2 separate regions of the Homo sapiens genome follow, and region 2 is linked to region 1. Evidence: read pairs that join two places in POLR2A ChIA-PET (ENCODE). Cell type or tissue: Caco-2. All regions are shown on one strand.

What was found. Peaks named below come from ENCODE experiments on the same cell type or tissue, not always from the same donor. Only the 100,000 strongest peaks of a DNase experiment are listed, where the experiment ranks them.
Region 2: POLR2A ChIA-PET joins it to region 1 with 8 read pairs; 1 of 35 experiments calls an interaction of 5 or more read pairs at or near these places.

What each region holds. Positions count from the first base shown.
Region 1 is chr2:128,358,470-128,366,469 of GRCh38, forward strand. No RefSeq gene overlaps it. Among named protein-coding and RNA genes, the nearest start is that of HS6ST1, 44 kb to the left of the region's middle. RefSeq lists enhancers at 2,966-3,505, 3,506-4,044, 4,045-4,583. In Caco-2, no CTCF peak of the experiment used is centred here; DNase peaks (open chromatin) are centred at 4,602 and 5,692.
Region 2 is chr2:129,249,135-129,257,134 of GRCh38, forward strand. It overlaps LINC01854 (long intergenic non-protein coding RNA 1854), which reads right to left. Exons shown (of 4, transcript NR_122042.1): 2 at 732-940. The region is part of intron 2 of LOC105373612 (a long non-coding RNA gene); the gene reads left to right. Among named protein-coding and RNA genes, the nearest start is that of LINC01854, 21 kb to the right of the region's middle. In Caco-2, a CTCF peak has its summit at 4,483; a DNase peak (open chromatin) is centred at 4,470.

The sequences.
Region 1 (8,000 bases):
TAGTTTAATGATCCCTTTCTCCTTTCCCCATTGCTGTCTATGCTTCTGCAAATGAAAATGTAACTTTTTGACCGGGAGCGGTGGCTCATGCCTGTAATCCCAGCACTTTGGGAAGCCAAGGCGGGTGGATCACCTGAGGTCTGGAGTTTGAGACCAGACTGGCCAACATGGCGAAACCCCATCTCTACTAAAAATACAAAATTAGCCGGGCGTGGTGGCGCATGCCTGTAATCCCAGCTACTCGGGAGGCTGAGGCAGGAGAATTGCTTGAACCCGGGAGGCGGAGGTTGTGGTGAGCGGAGATCGCGCCATTGCACTCCAGCCTGGACAACAAGAGAGAAACTGTGTCTCAAAAAAAAATAATAACTTTTAATAACTAGTCACTGAAGCCAAACCATCATCATCCTCTTGGGCAAAAGGTTTATTGGCATTTAGCTTCCTTCTGACAGCTCCTGCCTATGCGGGGGAAGGTAATGCCAGCAGCCTCACACTTACCTCCTCCCAGCCTGCTTCCTCCAAGGAGAGACTGCTCAGAAGCCCTGGGGAATGGGGAGGAATATGGAGCAGGCTAGGTCAAGTCTACCAAGAGTAACCAGAAGTAAGGGCGGGATAGGCTTTCAGAGTGGACCCCAAACCCCACCGCCACCAACCAGAGCACGGGAGACCAATGAGGACCAGGCTGTGGGGCCCTCTGGGACGGACCACTCCAGCAGCATTGAGTCTCTGGCTGGGTGAATTGACACTTGGCAGGGCGTGCCAGCCGTGGTTTTCTCGCGCCTTTCTCGCCTCATTGTGCTCTGGGCAGTCTCAGAGGTCCTGCCTCTCAGCCCTGAGGCTGTTTCACACCTCTGCCATTGCCTCTTCCTGCACCCAGGGCTTGCCTTTCCTTCTCCTGGGCATGAGGGCATCCTGGCTGCCCTCTCATAGCCTGGCTTCTGCTAGCCTTCTTCGTGGGGCTCCCAGCCCCTGGACCACAGCTGACTGGAGTAGATGCTTGGAAAAAGCTTGGTGGCCGCAGCTGGGTCGGGCAGCCGCTGCACCTCGGGCCTCAGCTAGACTGCTGCTAAAGGGCAGGGATATGGCTTGATGTGTGTTCTCTCCAAGCCTCACGTTGCCTGGTGGGAGGTGTTTGGGTCAGTGGGGTGGGGCCCTCATGACTGGCTTAGTGCCCTCCTTGTGGTAATGAGTTACCATGAGATCTGATTGTTAAAAAGCGTCTGGACCTCCCTCTCCTCTCTCTTGCTCCCCTCTCACCATGGGACATGCCTGCTCCCCTTTCCCCTTCTGTCATGTGTGAAAGCTCCTTGAGGCCTCCCCAGAAGCGGAGCAGATGCTCCCAGAGCCAATTAAACCCCCTTTCTGTATAAATTGTCCAGCTTCAGGTATTCCTTTACAGCAACACGAAGTGGATTGGCCGTCGGTTTTGGGGTCAGTGGACCACGTCAAGTCTAACCTGTTTGACTCAGTCCACTCCCTTCTGGAGGGGCCCTTGCCCTGTCAGTCTGCAAACCACCAGGCTTCTTGCTGCTCCACCTGTGTCCCTGCTCAGCATGCCTGGCGGCCGTGGGACCCTGAGTGTCCAGGGCACTGATGCCAATGGGGAGATCACAGCCGATTTCACCAGAAAGCAGGGCATCCTGACAACAGAGCCCAGGCTTCCCCATGGCACCAGCGCCCAGCTGATGGCCCGTGCCCCCGGGGCCTCTCCAGGCCACAGGCTCGTCCTCTCTCCAACCCTGGCCAGACATCTTCTCCCTTCACTTGCTTGAGTCCCATCAGGGGCTCCCCAGTTAGGCTGGTGCTTCCAGAAGGTGGAGACCAGATCCCCTGCCTCCCAAGTCCTGATGGCACCTCCTGCAGTTCTTTGCACCTTGTTCAGTCAGGGGTGATGTAGTAGTGTTCTCAAACTTTTTGATGCCAGCACCCCTTTACACCCTTAAAAATAGGGAGGACCCTAAAGAGCTCCTGTTTTGTGTGCGTCTTTTCAGTGATGTGCCTCAGCTGTCTCACCAGCTGGCAAGAACTGACTGTGCACTTTCTTTCCACCTCTGCACCCAGTGATGTTATTTTGGTGGCTTAACATCGATCATGGTGAAAATATTTACACCACGGAAAGTGGCAAATACTGCATAGTGGGGCCCTATGGCTTGGAGAGCTGGTGGTTTAACATCTTCCAGCACTCCGTGGTTACAACTGTGTTCACTACATTAGAGTTTAAAACTGATAAATTTGCAAAACACGGGAAGACAGAAGCACACGTTTTGTCAGCCATCAGGGTGAGGCTGCGTTATGCATCAAGAGCCTCTGAAAGCCCCCTGGATACCTCTGTGAGAAAATGCATGAGAAAGGCAAATCAGGGCTCCGTGTTACTGTGAAAGTAAGTCCGGTCTTTCTGATCCCTGGAAAGATCCTGAGACGCTGGGGGGTCCCCCAGGCCGCCTTTGGAACATCGCTGGTGTAGACTCAGATGTGGGTCAGGCTGTCTGCTTCATTCTGTGCTGGCTGAGTGACCTTGGGCAAATCACACACCTTCTCTCAGGGTCAGTTTCTTCATTGTGAAATGGAGATGATGGGGTTATTGAGGTCTACAGGAGAGAGACTGCAGAAAGCCCCAGGCAGAGCTCGGCCCTACAGAGGCTGCTCCGCCATTGCAGGTCTGCTCTGTCCTTCCCAGTCTCCTGCCCCAATGGCTGGAGGCCGCTGGGCAGAGCCCAGCTGGTTTTGCAGGAGGTGATACAAGTGTGACACCGTGTCATTCATACAATGCCCATCGTAATTTTCACAGTATCATGGGTATCTGTACTGTTATGGACTGAATGCTTGTGCCCCCCAAATTCATACATTGAAGCCCTAACTCCCAATGTGAAGATCTTAGGAGGAAGTGGAGCCTTTGGGAGGTGATTAGGCTTAGGGGAGGTCATGAGGCTGGGTCCTGACCTGATGATGGGATTAGCGCTCTTCTAAGAAGAGACACGGGAGACGATCTCTCTCCACCATGTGAGGATACAGTGAGAAGGTGGCCACCAGCAAACCAGGAAGCAGGCCTTCACCAGGCACCACATCTGCCAGCACCTTGATCTTGGACTTCAGCCTCCGGAACTGTGAGAAACACGCATCTGCTGCTAAGCCTCCCAGGCTGTGGTACTACCTTAGAGCAGGCAGAGCTGACCAGATAGCTCCCTGGGTGCATGTGCTTTATGGAAGCACTTCAGCAAGGGTGGTGGGGACAGCAGTGGTTGCCTTCATCCTGAGAGACAAGCTGAAAAGAGAATTGAGGGTACCCTGGGAGGTGAGGAGGGTCCTCGGTGGAAACTGGAGGGTCATGCAGGTAGGGGGCACGGGCCTTCCATCGCGTGGTGGCCCAGACTGATGTGCTGCTCTGTCCCCAGCTTCCTTGAGCAGGGAGAGGATTAAAGCGGGGCCAGGGCAGAGCCAGACACCTCTGTCCATCTGGTGTGTCCAGGAGGCTGGAGCTTCCTGTGAGTGCAGAGTGCACCACCGAGCGTGGCTGACCTGGTGCTGTGCTGTGGATGCACCCAGGAGGGCTGGGATCTGGCAGGCTTGGAACCTTGTCGGGTGTATCCTCAGGGGAAGAGGCCACCCCTAGTGCAGTCCCTGGCACTGCAGCCCTAAGCCTCTGCTCTGCCCTGAGACAGGAGCGTGGAGGGGAAATGCACATTTAACTAGACTCCAGTGCACGGACACCTTTTCTTCTGGACTGGATTTTTATACTTGGATGTGTCTAAAGAGAGATTTAACACATATGGCTGAAGGCAGTGATTGGAGGAAAAATAAAATTGTTTTGCACTTGAGCCACTGAGATGAGATTCTTAGGCAGGCTCACCGCACGTGTTTAACCTCCCAGCTCCTCTAGGCCCTGTGCAGAGTGTGGGAGGGCTCAGTCCAGGCAGGAGCTGCTGGAAAGATGCTTTTGTCCTGCCTGCTGTCCCCTGTCTGTCGTCCTGTCTACCATCCCATCTACTGTCCCCATCTGCCGTCTCCATCTACTGTCCCCTGTCTGCTGTCCCATCTACCGTCCTCTGACTACTGTCTCCTGTCTGCGGTCCCCTGTCTACTGTTCTGTCTGCTGTCCCCTGTCCACTGCCCCCTGTCCCCTGCCTGCTATCCCCTGTTCCCTGCGTGCAGTCCTCGTCTGCTGTCTCTTGCCTGCCATCCCCTGTCTGCTTTCCCTGTCTCCTGTTCCCTGTCTACGGTCCTCTGTCTGCCATATTCTGTCTGCTGTGGCCCCTGAGGGCTGGGCCTTCCTGAAGATCATGGCGTTGGGATGGTGTCCCCCAGGGCTGCATTACCAGCGATGATTAGAGCCAGTGTTCCTCCTTGGAGCTGCCCCACTGAGGCCTGCAGGCAGCTCTGGGGGTGCGCAGAGGAAATCTATGTGCTAGGTTGGGGGTGGGGCAGGAGTTCCACCCTGTCTTGGGAGGGTGGGGGGTGGGTTTTCCTTCCCAGACCACCCTGGAGCCCCAGCTCCACTCTCTGACTCCCAGGAGGCTGAGTGAGCTGCGGTGCAGGCAGAGGCCTGAGAAGGGGCACATTTTTGAGATTCCAAGCATGTCTGCATCCTTTCCAGACTCAGCTCCGGGGAAGGCAGGAGCGGTGCGGAGTTGGTGGCTTGGGCTCCAGTCAGTCTCCACCCCAAGCGACTGGGGTGGGGCTTTCCAGAATGTTGTCAGATGAAACTTGCTCCACAGGGGACTCAGGAAGGGGGTGGGAGACTTAGGCCCCAGGGCGTGTGGTACCAAGGAAAGGGCACCAAAAATGATGCTACTTAATTTGGAGACCAAAGTGTCATGGAAAAGTCTTTGTTTTTTTTTTAGATGGAGTCTCACTCGGGTCACCCGGGCTAGAGTGCAGTGGCACGATCTCAGCTCACTGCAGCCTCCACCTCCTGGGTTCAAGTGATTCTCCTGCCTCAGCCTCCTGAATAGCTGGGATTACAGGCGTGTAGAACCACGCCCAGCTAATTTTTGTATTTTTAGTAGAGACAAGGTTTCACCATGTTGGCCAGGCTGGTTTTGGACTCCTGACCTCAAGTGATCTGCCCGCCTCGGCCTCCCAAAGTGCTGAAATTACAGGTGTGAACCACTGCGCCCAGCCCAGAACATCCTTTTAAAGGAGATTTATTTGGGATATCATACTGAAACACTAAAAGTAACATTTTTTTAAAGCTCTATTTTAACTTAAATTTCGGGTATGATGATACCTACGCATTAACAAAGATAAGGTGTGTGTGTAAGATACTAGTGACACAGTGGTGAACTATGAATATGTCACTGGACATCTGGTTCTTGGGATATGATCTTAGAAAGGGTTGCTCAATTTCTTTGGACCCCCAGGAGCCTTGAACCCAGGTTGGTGGCCTGATGCCCCTACCACTGGGCCTGTGCCTGCCTTCTCACTGTGAGGGATTTCCTCCTCTTCGGCTGGCCACCCACCTATCCTGCTGAGCCCCCTTTGCAAGGGCTTGGAGCGTGAGGGGAGTAGCAGCTTTCCTGGACTTTACCACGTGCTGCAATTTTCCTTGTAAGATTGGCTGTTTCCCTCCACGAAGTCTCTGCAGAGCGTGCGCATTGTGCAGATGGGTAGTGAGAGAGGCTGGGATGACGTCTCACCCCTGCACCAGCGGGCTGTCTTGCCATCACTGCAGACACAGCAGCATCTCCACTCCTTCCTGCCCGTCCTTGCCTGGGGGTTGGTGGACTGGCATTCACTGCTGGAGGGGAGCTGCCTCATTATCAGATAACAAGTTTAAAATGACAAGAATTTGTTTTTCTCATGGAAACAATGGACAGCTGCGTGGGGGCAGTGCGTGAGAGGTTCTTTTGTGAGAGGGGCTTCCTGAAACTTGACCTTGGTTTTTCCGCCCATCCATGGGGAAATGGGCAGTGAAGGCTTGGAGGAAGAGGACTGGGACCTGCAGTACCTCTATGCCTCCATGCTCTCCATCCTCTGTGTCTGGGCCAGGCTGGCGCCAACTGGAATACCACTCTAGGAGCCCTTCTCCTCTTGCTCCTTCCAGGCCCGGCCAGGGAGCTGGAGTCCCATGTGGCTCAGGCCCCACTTGAACATGGCCGCTCTCCATGGGGTTGGCCCCGAGCAGCTCCCTCGGCGTGGGGGCTCTGGCGCCTCTCCACCTGCAGGTGAGCCCGGGAGGGTTGTCTGCAGCCAAAATCAAGTGTGCATTCTGTGCCAGGCCCTGCCCTCTCCAGCTGGGCACATGCTCTCAGGGCAGCTGTTATGAGACCCCCACACTGCCCCCACCCATGGCCCTGGGCTGGGCTCCAGGCTATAGCCTGGTGACTGCCCTGCCCAGTGCCCACACTCCCAGGGCCCCAGACCCTTGAAGACACCTTACCCCTGCACCAGTGGGCTCCCTTGCCTTTGCTGGAGACACAGCAGCACCTGTGGGCCACATCTGTAGGATGCCACATGGCCACTCCTTCCTGCCCCCCTGGCCTGTGGGTTGGTGGACTGGGGTTCACAGTGGGAGAACAGCATGTGGGAACCACATTATTATGGGGTAACAAGTTTAAAATGACAAGAATTTGTTTTTCTCATGAATCTTCAATTTGGGCTTGGCTAGGCAGAGACTGCCCCTCATGGTGTCACTGCGAGCCCCCTGACGGGGCCAGAGGGTCTCTTCCAAAAGGACACACTCGCTTGGCAGGCTGCTGCAGGCATCACCTGGGAGCTCATGTGAGCGCAGGTCTCTTCATAGGCTTCTTTAAGGCAGGGAGGCCGGTTCCAAGAGCGGGCATCTCCAGAAAACCAGGAAGCCTTAGAGGGCGCAGCACATCACTTCCACATGGGATATTGAGTGGAAAAGTCACAGTGGCTCCCTCAGGTGCGAGGAGTGGGGACACTGGCTCCACCTCTTGATGGCTGAGTGGCAGGGATTCTAGAAGAGCCCGTGGAATGGGATAGGCTATGGCTGACAGTTTTGGGAACGATCTGGCCGGCTCAAGGCTGCCCTGCTCTATTCATACCTTGTGTGATCCCCTCCCCTTGACTGTGGGCTGGACTCATTGACTCACTTCTGATGGACAAAATCTGGCAGAGGAATGGGGCATCACTTCCAAGATTCAACTATGAGAAGGTTGTGGCTTCTGTCCTGGGTGCTTTCTCTCACTCTGTCAGGTCACTCATCCTGGGGGAAAGCTGGCTGCCACGCTGTAAAGGAACCTTGCAGAGAAGTCCACACAGCAAGGGATCAGGCCTCTCAAAGCCACAGGGGAGCACTTGGAGGCTGATCCTTAGCTGGTCCTCCGGATGAGGCTGCAGTCCGCTGACAACTTGACTGCATCCTCCTGACCGACCTGGTGAGGGGCTCCCAGCAGAGCCAAGTTCAGGTTCCTGACTTGTGGAAACCGGGGGGTAATGAACTTGAATTTTTTTCAGCTGCTAATTTCTGGGTAGTTTGTTACAACACAGTTGATAACACAAGTGGTTTTACTGCAGAAAGTGGCTTGAGGCTGGGTGTGGTGGCTCACATCTGTAATCCCAGCACTTTGAGAGGCCGAGGTAGGTGGATCACCTGAAGTCGGGAGTTTGAAACCAGCCTGACCAACATGGAGAAACCCCATCTCTACCAAAAATACAAAATTAGCCGGGTGTGGTCGTGCACGTCTGTAATCCCAGCTACTCGGGAGGCTGAGGCAGGAGAATCGCTTGACACCGGGAGGTGGAGGTCGTGGTGAGCCGAGATCGCGCCATTGCACTCCAGCCTGGGCAACAAGAGCGAAACTCCATCTAAAAAAAAAAAAAAAGAAAAGAAAGAAAGAAAGAAAGAGGCTTGAACCCATGGCACACACGTGTGTCTTTCCCACCCAGAGAAGATGAAGGCCATTTCGTCACCTGACCTCCTCTTGCTTTTGCCCACCATGGGTCATAGTGACAGGGGTGAAAATTTCTCTGCATGAAGAAGAAAGGAAAAAAGGGGGTAAAACTGCATTTTGGTGAAAAGGATTCCGTATCAGCAAGGA
Region 2 (8,000 bases), 890 kb after region 1:
GTGCCCAGCCATGAGTGGCTTTTAATTTAATGTTATGAAGCATAAACAACCAAATCAAGAGAAAAATCCAACAATGGAAATATAGCAATGAAAAATATACTAGTAAATATTTATTATTAATATGGTCAAGAAAATAAATGGCATGATGGAGAAATCCACCAGAGGACTGGAATGTATTAATATCGAAAAGAATCAAATTGAATTTTTAAAACTGAAGGTAACAAAAATGAAATTAGGAACACAGCAGGTGAGCTTAATAACAGATTGGGCGACACTGAAGAGAGGATTAGGAGATTGGGAGACATCAAATGGAATAAGCTCTACTTACCTGTCTCTCTGAACACTAGTGAGAAAGAAAGATGAACGATACACATGAAACATGTCAAAACATAAGCAACCTAAGGACAATGATGAAAATATCTAACATTCATCTAATTCAATATCCAGGAGGAGAGGGCAGAAATAATGTATCAGACAAAATGTATTAGGAGTGGATGAGAATTTTCTAAAACAAATGAAAAACATGACAACAGATGTAAGAAGTACTATGAATCTCAATGTGGTCGTTTCCTACCACCGCTGTCACGAATTACCACAAAATCAGTGGCTTAAAACAGCACACATCTATTATCTCATAGTTTGTAGGTCCCAAATCCAGGTGGGCTCACCTGGCGCCTCTGCTTAGAGTATCCCAGGGCTGAAATCAAGGTGTCCGCAAGACAGGCACTTACCTACAGACTCCAGAAAATAATCTGCTTCCAAGTTCATTAGGTTTTTGGCAGAATGCAGTTCCTTGCTGCTGTAGAAGTGAGGTTCCCTTTTGTTGGCTATCTGCTGGGATCCCCATCAACACTTTCTGTTCACTTGATTCCCTGTTGTATTGTACACTTCATCTTCAAATGGCAGCAGCCTCTTAGTCTTCCTCACTCTTCAAGTCTCTCTGTGAACGTACAAGATACAATTTTGCTAAGCTTCCTGCCACTGTATTATAAGGATCCCATTTCTTCTGGTTTCCAATACCAAGTCACTCACTTCCCTCTGAGCCCTGGCTAGTAGTATCCTTCAAGTACAGATGTCTACTAACAGTCTGTTTACTGCAATTTAGGCTTTTTCTAAGGTGATTTCTAAGATTTTTCTAAAATTCTCCTTATTTTCCTCAACAGTGTCCCTATTTAATAGTCTGTTCAAAGGCACCTAGGAGTTTTCTAGCATGCTTTCCAAAATTCTTCCAGCCTCCACTCACTGCCCAATTCCAAAGCCATTTCCATCATTTTCAGGCATAGAGAAGTAGAGGGAATGCCAAGTACTGGAAATAGCAAGGGCAGCGAACTAGGATGGCTTTGAAAAATTCTGGGAATAGACAATAATCTGATATTGCTTAATAAAGTGCTTATTAGGAAGTAAAGGTGGGCTGGGAAAGACCTCTTAGAGAACCTTGAAAGCCATTGTAAGGTATTTGCAGTCTCTTCTGTAGACAACAAAGAGGCATCAAAGTCTTATTAAGACTAATGAGAAAGAAATTTTGCACAGATCAAGACAAACAAAGAGAGTTACTTGAGGCAATCTTAATGAAAAACATTAAATTCCTAAAGTCTAATAGGATAAGAGGTAGGGTGATGCAGTAGAAAAAAGGACAAAGCCTGGGTTTAAGACCTCTCCCAGCAGCTATACGCTCAGTGAATTGAGGCAAGTTCCTTAATGTTTGAGTCTCATTGTATTTATCTGTCTGCAACAGGGCATCTCTGAATTGGGGACTCTGATTGGCCCAGAAGGAATCAACTACTATGTCTGTGTGCATAAGAACAGAGATAGGCAAAGTTGACTGTAAGAAATGGAACATCCGGGCCACGCACAGTGGCTCACACCTGTAATCCCAGCACTTTGGGAGGCTGAGGCGGGAGGATCACGAGGTCAGCAGGTCAAGACCATCCTGGCTAACACAGTGAAACCCCATCTCCACTAAAAACAAAAATAAAAAAAAATTAGCTGGTCATGGTGGCACATGCCTGTAATCCCAGATACTCAGGAGGCTGAAGCAGGAGAACTGCTTGAATCCGGGAGGCAGAAGTTGCAGTGAGCCAAGATCATGCCACTGCACTGCAGCCTGGGTGACAGACTAAGACTCCATCTCAAAAAACAAACAAACAAACAAATAAAACAAAACAAAACAAAAAGAAATGGAACATCCTTGAGGCAAGCAAAATCTAAAGAATAACTGCTTAGGGTAGAATATTGGTTAAATCCTGAGTCAACGTCTTGACTTAAAAGTGAAAGGTGCAATGGCAAGTGTGTAGCACATCATGGGTGCACCACCCAAATCCTCTCAGCCCTTCTCACTCCAGCCACTACTTCAGTGACCGGGGCTGAGCAGCCTTGTGGCAACTTCAGACAGATGCTACCTGACTCTTGCTTCCTGCCATGGGATGAGCTGATGCCATGGCCTGCAGCATCTGTGCTCCTCAGCCTCAGTCCTTGCACAACCCAGAGATGCCAGAGAGTGAACGCCTTGGGCTACCTTTCACCAAGCGGGGTTAGGGGCTGAGAAAGAGCTCCTAAGGCTCCTCAGAAATGTTCTGCCCTAGTGATGGCAAATCCCATACTCATCCTTGTCTTGCCTTTCCCCTCATCCGCAAGCTCTCCTCCTACACCTGTAGTCCCCATTCTTGATCTCAATGATCACATCCCAAATAATCTACTTGCATGCAAGCCTCTGTTTCAGGTCCCTGCCTTCATGGGAACCCATGCTGTGGAAAACACTAGGTAAAAATAAATTATCTACAGAAAGTCAGGGTCAGTCAGCAGAGGGCTGTGAATGTCAAGGAGCCACAAAAGCAGAGTTGGGCAAGCAAACAAATGCAGCAGATCTGCATGCCAGGGCGGTCCAGGGGAAATCCCAATATTCCAAATACAGTAAGAGACCCTAGGCATCTTGGCTGGGCACCACAGATAACGTGCGGTTTCTTTACTGAACTTGCCCATTCAAATCCCATCTGGCCAAGCAGTTTCTCATCACTGTTTTGCACTGTATGGTCTATGGCAGAGAAAGCACTGGTCATAGCCCCTATTTGTATTTGGTGCCCACAGTGAATGCCCCATTCACAGATTTTGAAGCTGCAGGCTGATCACCAGGATCTGGATGGTCAAGGCCACAGGCCTGGAGGCAGCAGGCCTTCTCTGCGCCTTGCCAAGCTGGACTTTCTCACACTTGCTGCACGACCTGCTTCTCAGGATAGGTGTGAAGGTTGAGGAGTGAGAGAGGGCATGCCAATGGCCAAGCACAGTCCCTCGCACATAGTAGGTGCTCTGGAAAGGCAGTTACACTGATAGTAGACTGCAGGCAACAATCAGAGGTCATGGGTTCACGTGGGAGGGCCCCCAATCTTTCTGGGGAGTCCTGCAGCCTCATCCAATAGACATTTGTCCTCTTAGTCCAACAAGCTATCTGCCCTGGGTGTCAGCACTGAATTTTCTCTGACATTTTCCCTTTTCTTTTCTTCCTATAAATGAGAAATGAAGTATAAAAAGTTGTGCACAGCCTCCTGCCTGCATCACGGCTCTTAGGAGAGATGTTGGCATTTAAATGCCAGACAATCTGGTGAAGTCAGGATGAGGCCAGCCTCAGGCTTGTCTTGGGGTCAGGGGTAAGGGGCAGGGGTCCCCTCTGGTTTCTGATTTAATAAGAGGATTGCTTCCAGCCAAATGCAGGGCCAGCAAGGTCAGCACTGAACACACGCAGCTCCACTGAGAAATAAAGGGGCCAGATGGTTATTACACTGTGTGTGTTTCTTATAAAAGGCAAAAAAAAAAAAAATTCTAGAGTGACTGCAGCAGAGGCTGTTCATCAGCAGAGGCACAGTTCAGGCAGGCCTGTGGCTTGGTGCTGCTCCCTGGGGGAGGTGTACTTGTGAGGAGTTTCAACACGCCTGCAGATCCCATGAAGATTTGGCTGTGGGCAGAAGCCACAGGGATGGAGAGAGGCACAGCCACTTTGTGAAAATGGAAAACACGCCTCCCTCATCTTAGCTTTCTTAGTTTCCCATTTTGATGCTCCAGAAAGCTTCTTAAATTACAGCTGATGACCACTGTAGCAGCTGACAGCCGTCACCACTACAGTCGTGTGAGTCCGACCTCATTCTGCCCCTCACACGGTATAAACATGAGCAACTCCATTGATCACACTAACTTTAGTTTGCTCTATTGCAAGTATGGACTAGAAACATGTGACTCACCCTCTAATAACAAGGTAATATCAGATAATGTACCTAAGCCCCTGGTGCACATCAGGCACTCCAGAAACACTGAGTGCCCCTCCTTCATTCCTGGAGTCAAATACAAGGGCATTGAGCAGCCCTGAAGGAAGCCTCATCATCCCTTCTGGAGGAGGTGGATGAATGAGGAGCCCCAAGGAGTCACGCTGTTCAGCCCACTCAAACAAGGCTTGCGCCTGCTCCATCTCAGAGTTCGCTGTGGAGCGCCCAGCACCAGGAGCTCTCTGTGCTGATGTGGCCCTCTTAAGGATGGTGGTGGCATTGTCACTGCTCTCCCATGTTAATTAACTGGGTTGTTATTCCAAAGTGTTAATGGCCAGAACTGTAATTCAATCAAGTAAATAACATTTCAAGCAGTTAATAAAAGAAATGGAATTTGTAACCACCCATAAATGTGATTTTGTAGACGTAGGCCATGTCTAAGCAGTCAGTGGTCTGTCCTTGCCACACAAATGTCAGACAACCAGGATCACAAATACTGCGTGGGAATCTGTTGAGAATTTTTCTCTCCATAGGTTTTTAAAGCAAACTGTGTTCCTTTTTGCCTCTTCCCCCCTCATTAACTTTCAAAATGTGTTTTTCTTAAGGTTCCACCTTGGGGAAATAGCCATTCTCGCCCACTGATGCTGCTTGTGAATTCAGTTTTATGAGGAGCTGAGATTCCAAACACCACCTGACTTGTTATCGTTCTTTTTAATGCCCCCAGCTTTTTGGTTATAATCTATTTTCCATAACCATAGTTAATACCATGCTGTGTCCCTGCAGGGTTTTCAGCATGCATGGGAGAACATTACCTTAGGAGAGTTGCCACTTCCTCCAGTGGAGTTTCAGAGTCTGGTGGACACCTTCCTTCAGCCCCTCATTATGCCATCTCTGAGCCCCACCTCTTCCAGCTCTGAGCTGGGTCCTGAGGACTCACAGATGGACTGGATGCTGCCTCTGATCTCAGAAGATCCGCGTCCACTCTCACACCATTGGACCTGGCTATGTGCATGTCCCTGCTATGACTACCTCTCCCCTGGTGGCACGGCTGAGTGTGAGGTCACCTGCCAGAGAAGAGATAGCTGCTCCAGCCCCAGGGCCCCTTCCTTGCCCAGGGCCTGTGCTAGAGGGTCTGACAGAAGCTGCTTCATCTATGCCAGCCTTCCATCTGTACAGGGCTGATGGGCCGACTTGGTTTTGATTTCTCTCTTAGTGCCTTCTACTTCCAAGTGACCATGTTGCATACATTTTAGCAAATGAAGGGGCAATACGAGTGTGGAGTGACAGAAGCAGGGACTCAGAGGGGGGGCGGGGACAGCACCAGGTGTGTAGATAGCACCTGTCAGGAACGTGAGGTGCCTGCCTGGGCTCTGTAGGACTTCGGGCTTATCATGCTGCTCCTGCTCCATTCCATTAATGCTTCAGTCACCCACTCACTTACCCATGTGCCCACACACCCACTACTCAGCTACTTACCTGCTCCAACCACCTACTCTCCTACCCAACCTCTTCCTACCCCCACCAAACATTGTCACCACTCACAGACAAACTCACATATTATCCACCCACCTCAGTCATCCACCCACCTGGGTACTTGGCTACTAGGCTCTCTTTTAGCACCCACCCATCCGCCCACTCAACCCTCCACCTAGACACCCACTCATCCACCTAGACACTAACTCACCCACCCGGCAAGACACGTATTCACTCACCCACCCACCTAAACATCCACTCACCCACCCATGTATACACCCACTCACTCACCCAGACACCCACTCACCCATCTAGATACCCACTCATCCACCCACCTAGACACCCACTCACCCACCCAGCAAGACACCCATTCACTCACCCACCCACCTAAACATCCACTCACCCACCCATGTATACACCCACTCACTCACCCAGACACCCACTCACCCATCTAGATACCCACTCATCCACCCACCTAGACACCCACTCACCCACCCAGCAAGACACCCATTCACTCACCCACCCACTTAAACATCCACTCACCCACCCATCTAGACCACCCACACACTCATCCACCCAGACACTCACTCATTCACCTAGACACCCACTCACCCATATAGACACCCACTCATCCACCCACCTAGACACCCACTCACCCACCTAGACACCCAACAATTCACCCACCTAGACACCCACTCACCTACCCACCCACCAAGATACCCATCCACTCACCCACCCACCTAGATACCCAGTCATTTATTCATTTAGATACCCACTCACTCACCCACCCACCTAGATACCCAGTCATTTATTCACTTAGATACCCACTCACTCACCCACCTAGACACCCAGTCACTCATCCACCTAGACACCCACTCACTCGTCCCTCTAGACACCCACTCACCCACCCACCTAAACACCTACTCACTCACGCATCTTGACATCCACTCACCCACCTGGACGCCCACACACTCATCACATAGACACCCACTCACTCATCACCTAGACACCCACTCACCCACCCAGCTAGACACCCACTCACCCACCCACCCACCAAGATACCTATTCATTCACCCACCTAAATATCCACTCACCAAAACATCCACTCACCCACCCATCTAGACACCCACTGACTCACCCACCTAGACACCCACTTACTCATCTAGGCACCCAAGTACTCATCCACCAAGGATCACTCACCCATCTAGACACCCACCCACTCACTCCATCCATCTACACAACCACTTACTCACCCATCTAGACACCCTCTCACCCATCTACCTAGACGCCCAGTCATCCACCCATCTACACATCCACTTACTCACCTGCCTAGACACTGACTCACTCATCCATCTACCTAGACACTCACTCACTCATCCACCTAGGCACCCACCTACTTACTCATCTAGGCACCTAATCATTCATTCACCCACCTAGACCCTACCTACTAACTCACATAGACACCCACTCACCCATCCTCTCAAACACCCACATAGACAATCACGTACTCTGTCACTTGCTAAGCTGCCCCTTACTCCTTCACCTTCTCACAAAAGGTTACTGACCAATGACCCTCTGGGATCCGTGAGCTTTGTTGTGGGGAGGAAGAGGTGAATCAGGCTCAGATGCCAGCTAAGAGGCTCTTCTGGCCCAGTGAGGGACACAGACAGTGGCTGTATCACTGAGTGTACAATGACAGAGAAGAGCAACGCGAGGCAGGAGCAGAGAAGAGAGACATCACTCAGCCTAGGAAGACAGGAGAGGAGCTTTGAACTCAGAGGCTAGTCTCCAAGTAAGAAAAAAAATGCTGGTAGATGCAGGAGCAGAAGTCTGGAGCTGAGAGGGATGCAGCTTCTCTAGGAAAGTCATGGGGTAGAATAAGGGTGGGGCAGGATGGGTGGGTGGCAAGAGATGGTCTGGAGAGACCAGCAGGGGAAGCTCCTACCAACCTGAGGATTCTTTAGCCTCTAAAGAGAGCTACGACTCAACGTGGAGGCAGTGGAAAGTGCTAACATGGCTATAGGCAGGAATGACTCACTGCAGATGTGCATTTGAGAAAGGTCTCTTTAGTGAAGCAATGAGGGCTTTGACTTCATCATCTGCAAAAATAAAGTTATAGACTATGGTCTCTCAGATCCTTCCAGTTATCTAAGTTTAAAGGTCTCCAAGGGTAGGAGTGGGGAAGGGAGAGCAATTAAAGGGTTGTCCTCATTTTGCAGAAGACCATACTGAGGAAGCACAGGAAGTTAAATGACTCCCTCTGTTCCCACTCCCAAC